2 separate regions of the Homo sapiens genome follow, and region 2 is linked to region 1. The links are chromatin loops, found by intact Hi-C in ENCODE. Cell type or tissue: OCI-LY7. All regions are shown on one strand.

What was found. Hi-C counts contacts between places; a loop is a spot of excess contacts. Peaks named below come from ENCODE experiments on the same cell type or tissue, not always from the same donor. Only the 100,000 strongest peaks of a DNase experiment are listed, where the experiment ranks them.
Region 2: a loop joins it to region 1, with 6 times the contacts of the local background. A loop is called at or near these places in 2 of 110 quality-filtered maps.

Annotation. Positions count from the first base shown.
Region 1 is chr16:88,967,175-88,969,674 of GRCh38, forward strand. The region is part of intron 1 of CBFA2T3 (CBFA2/RUNX1 partner transcriptional co-repressor 3); the gene reads right to left. Among named protein-coding and RNA genes, the nearest start is that of CBFA2T3, 8.8 kb to the right of the region's middle. RefSeq lists a silencer at 530-579 and enhancers at 810-869, 1,839-2,500. In OCI-LY7, CTCF peaks have their summits at 1,388 (motif pointing left) and 1,588; DNase peaks (open chromatin) are centred at 217, 1,227 and 1,947; H3K4me3 peaks cover 2,100 bases; H3K27ac peaks cover 2,500 bases.
Region 2 is chr16:89,121,485-89,123,984 of GRCh38, forward strand. All of the region lies in intron 7 of ACSF3 (acyl-CoA synthetase family member 3), which reads left to right. Among named protein-coding and RNA genes, the nearest start is that of ACSF3, 29 kb to the left of the region's middle. In OCI-LY7, a CTCF peak has its summit at 1,170; a DNase peak (open chromatin) is centred at 1,277; H3K4me3 peaks cover 1,657 bases; H3K27ac peaks cover 2,500 bases.

The sequences.
Region 1 (2,500 bases):
CGAGGTGCCACTCGGCCCCGACACGAGGCAGCGCCATGCCACCCCCCCAGCCCCCGAGGTGCCACTCGGCCCCGACACGAGGCAGCACCATGCTCAATGCAGTCAGCCTCGCAGGTGTCGAGAGAGGAAATTGCAAAGGAAAATGAGAATTCGATGCCTTTTCTGTAACTGTGCGAGACACACTGCCTGGGAGCGACGGGGACGGGGCAGGATGCCTGGGGACGGCTTTCCACACCCTAAGTGCTGCCATGCGTCCACCTGTTCAGTTTTCACAGATGTGCCGGAGACGGGGACTGCTATTGCCCCATTTACCGATGAGGAAGCCGTGGTGGGGTGTGGGGTGGCTAAGCCTCTGAGCTAGGTCCCCCCAACCCCTTGATCCCATCTCGCCGCCCCCAGGTGGGGTGGCCTTCCGGGCTGGGGACACTGGACCTACAGGAATTCCTTTCTATAAAGAAGAGGGAAGGAAGGAGCAGGCCGGGGACGGGGACGGCGTGCTGCCCTGCGTGGCTCCCGCGACCTGGCTTCTCCTGGGGGGTTAAAGATCAGCCACAGAGCACAGGGGTGAGGGTCAGGCGCACACTGCCTGGGGGCTCGTCGCGGCTCAGCCCTCACACTGCCCCTTCCTGTCCAGGGCACCGGGGAACTCAGGACGCCCCCTGCCCCGGAGCAGCGCGTCCAGCGGGGGTCGGCGTGAGCTGTGTGGAGGCGCCCACCCTCCCTTGCAGCCAGAGGTAGGAAGTAGAAGGGAAAGAGGAGAGGTCGCTCTGTGGCCTCCAGAATGTCACCATTTTCACACATGTTCAGTTTATAAACTTTTAAGCTTTCTGCATCCTTCTTTTCGCACCATGACTAAAGTGACTGAAATTCTGTGGGTTCGACGGGTCATGGGGCTGAGTTGGGACCATGTGACCACAGGGCTTTGATGAGGAACCCCCCATACCGCCCATGCTGGGGCCCACCTGGAGGAAATAGGCCCAGAGAGGCACGCCCTGGTGAGAGGCCGAATAAGGGTGGACCACAGGGGACTGCCAGGGGCCCTGGCCGCAGGACTGCCCGTCCCAGCTGTCTCTGGCCCTGGGGAGGGGCTCAGTAGGGAGGGGCGGGAAGCACCTGGCAGTTTCAGTTTCGCCAGGAAGCGGCTGCCTGCTGTCTCCCTTCCCACCCGCCGCCCGGAGAGCCCCCCAGGTGGGGACGGCCCCTTGCACTGCAGACGAGGAAGCCCCAGCTGAGGGGCCGCAGGACAAGCCTCACGGCTCCTGGCAGTGGGGACAGAGCCAGGCCCAGCCTCAGCTGCGTCTCAGGAGGACCTGGGGTGGGAGAAGCCCCTGGGGGCCGAGAGCAGATGAGGGCAGATCTGACTGGCATCTTCTGTCACCTGCTGGTGACCTTTTAGAACACGTGGTCCCAACCCTTGGTCTAGAATATGCTGCCGTGTTGGAGGGGCAGAAGCAGCTGAGACGGCTGTCCGTCCCCCGCCTGTCAGTCCGTCTGTCTGGGGCTGGGGGTGTCAGGACAACACCCACCACTGCAGGCCCCCTTGGGAATAAGCGGCAAGAAGCTTCGGGGTCCAGTTTGCACCGAGCCCCTCCAGCGGGGACGCCTCTTTCATTTCTGCACCCTGCGCCTGGCACGGAGGGGTGTGCGGTCAGCGGGTGGGGGCTGATTGGGTGACTTGCAGTGACAGGGTGGCGAGGCCCTGGACCTGAGTGCCATGTGACCCCCATGGACCATAACCCCTCTGAGCTCCAGGGTCTGCAGCGCTGCAGGCCTCACACAAATCGGGGGCCAGGAGCCTAAGATCTGCTCTCTAAATCTGGGAGCCCAGCCAGAGCAAGCCCTCAGCAGACCCAGCCCCAGTGTGCGGCCTGGTGCCCCCGTTTTGAGGAATCCCCCATCCTCTCGTGAGCAGTCGGCTGGGTCAGGCTGGCTCCACCGGCTCTGGGATTCGGCTGCAGCCTGGCCCGGATGCCGCCGGGGTCACCGCCATCTGGAGTGAGGGGCTGCAGCGGACACGGCTGGAGGGACGGTTGCAAGGTCCCCTCCCCCACTCTGTCCCCCTCAGGTCTGTGAAGTCGGGACTTTCTAGACACTCAAAACACACCTGGACTTGGGAGCTCAGGAGGAAGCTCCGGGAGCCCACAGGGTGGGGTGAATTCTCCAGTTCCTTCTCTACTGGGCTCCCTCCCGGCTGGTGCCTCCTGGCCTTGGCAGGGGTGGGAGGCCTGGTGTCTGCAGGGCCAGCTGCGGGGGTCGCAAGAGCGGGGCCCCTTGGGAAGGAGTGCCAGGAAGAGGGTCTTTCCTCACCAAATCCCACCCCAGCCTTCAGGAGGGGCTCGCCGCCACCCCGTTTTACAAACAGGAGACAGGCTGGGGTCAGCGTGGCCGGTGGACAGCAGTTTCCATTCCCACCATGGTCGGGTCCAGCCACTGCCCCTCACAGACCAGGGAGCCGAGGGAGAGGGGGGCGGGGCCGGCCTGACGACGCACAGACCTCAGC
Region 2 (2,500 bases), 150 kb after region 1:
TCTCATTTCTGTGAGGATTTTAACATGAGAGTCTGCTCATCACACGTGAACTCATCACAGAGAAAGGTTTAGGGATTATGGGGAAATGGAATCTTGATTTAAAAGGAAATTATTTTCTCTGAAGCCAGTATCCACACCTGATACCACACATGATTGACTGTGTTGCCCTGAGGTTTTCAAAGATCGAGGGATCCTGAGTCTCATCTCTGTGCATTTCCTTCTCTGTGACACCATCTTGGCCCTCACGGGCACAACTGAGCTCCCTGTGCAGAGGCTGAGGGGCCGTGGGCCTTGCTCTCGTGAGTGAACAGCCACACGCCCTCCTTGTACCTTGGTTTCCACACATGACCACGTGAGGGTTGGAGCGATGGTCGTGGTTGGACGTTTTAGCTCCAGCAACCAAGTAGGATGTGGGTGGCTTTCAGTGTCATTAAATGACACTGAAAGGTGCAGTGGCCGCACCTTGTGTGGAGGGCCACACGGCGTGTCCCGCCTGGCCTGGGCCCCCCGCAGTGGGCTGTTATCCCCCGTGGCCCTGAAGTGGGTATTCTGTTTCCCCGTGGAAACCTCTCACCTGGGGCCACCTGCAGTGGCCGCACCTTGTGTGGAGGGCCGCACAGTGTGTCCCGCCTGGCCTGGGCCACCCGCAGTGGGCTGTTATCCCCCGTGGCCCTGAAGTGGGTATTCTGTTTCCCCATGGAAACCTCTCACCTGGGGCCACCTGCAGTGGCCGCACCTTGTGTGGAGGGCCGCACAGTGTGTCCCGCCTGGCCTGGGCCCCCCGCAGTGGGCTGTTATCCCTGTGGCCCCCACAGAGCCATGGGGCAACTTGCTGAAACCCACCTGGGTGGCTGCCCCTTGCTATACCCACCTCCCCTGCCCTCTGTAGGGCCCCAGCCCATGCTGTTGTCCTGACATGCCTCTCCTGGGATTCCTGCCTCTGCCCTGCTGGTACTAGGCTGCTGGCCACACCCCACATCTCAGGTTCCTGAATACACCGGCCCTTCCTGGCTCTCAAGTCTGTGCCCTGCAGTGCCCCTGCCCCCAACTCGAGGACCTCCCAGCTCAGCCAGTTCCAACCCTGTCTGCAGGGACGGGGCTCAGCCTGTGCCTGGGTTGGGGACACCATCTAGTCAGAAATGTCCCCAGCAGAGAGCAGAACGTGAGTGGCGTGTGGAGGAGTGAGACGCCCCGTGGCTGTGCAGCCCTCTCCAGGTGTCAGTCAGCTGACACTCCTGCCTCTGAGCACCTGCTCTGCCGGAAATGGCAGAAATGTTGCCAGAGAAAGGGGCGGAGCGGGGGTGGGGAGCATTTCTGTCTTAAATTAAAACAAAACTTAACTGCTTCACACCTGCATTGGCTGCCGCGCCACCTGATTGCTCCTGCCTGAGTTTCTTTAATTATTTGTGTCTGCTGGTTTCTTCCCTGAAGCAGTCTTGAAATAGAAGCAGCAGCCTCAGCTACCTGGGCACCCTGACAGTCAGAGACACCGCACAGGGGCCTCTGCGACAGGCATGCAGGCAGACCCTGCAAGGTGAAGCCGCACAGATGCTCTGGGGCTGCTTAAATCTCAGCGTACGGGGGGTTTGCATCTGCTGACAGCAGGCCCGGGAACATTTCCAGTTCAGCCAAGGAGTCGGTGCAGCAGGTGGAGTACAGCTGCCCTGCGGGGCCTGGCTCCACCAGGGGCCAAGACCCTTCGTGGGGAGGAGCACAGCCTGAGGGCCTCAGGGTTTGTGCCCTCCGACACCTGAGATTCAGGGCTCCCAGAGGGGTGGGTGGGCGCCCCAGGACAACCAGGTGATGATGGGCGCTGTGAACTCTGAAAAGCCCCAGCATCAGAGACCTGCTGCTCTCTCATGTGAAGGGACTCCCCACCCCACGCTCACACTCGCAGACGCACTTGGTACTTTCATCTGAGTCTCACGCAGTAGCCCTTCTCTCCACAGCATCCCAGAACCCGAGGGTGCCCCTCACTACCACGGTCCCGGATCCACGTGGCTCAAGTGAGGCTGTGGCCGACAGCTGGGCTGTCCGATCCACTCTTGTCTGTGCCGAGGCGTGGGTCCCGGCCAGCGTCCCTCCCCAGAAGGTCTCCCTCAGGACTAGTCATGAGAATGGCCATCCCTAGGCCTGTGGAGTGACTCATGACTGTTCCTGGGCAGATGATCAGCCAGGCCTTCAGAGCTGAATTAAGAGGCTTGGTGTCATATTTGTCAGGAAACAGAAAGTACCTGCAGAAAGGAATGTGCCCTGTGGGGATGGGAGGACACCTTCCCAGGATCATCCCCGGGGCCAGAGTATCTGGACCCTCCCCAGGTGGCAGCTGGCCTGCCAGGCCCAGGGCTCAGCCTCCTCCATCACCTCGCTGAGGGGCTGGCTCCTACCACTCCCTCACATCCTGTGACATATCACAGGTACCACACACACATGCAGTGCGCGCACGGGTATCACAGATACACGCAGTGTGCACACGGATAGCACACGTAGTACGCATGGG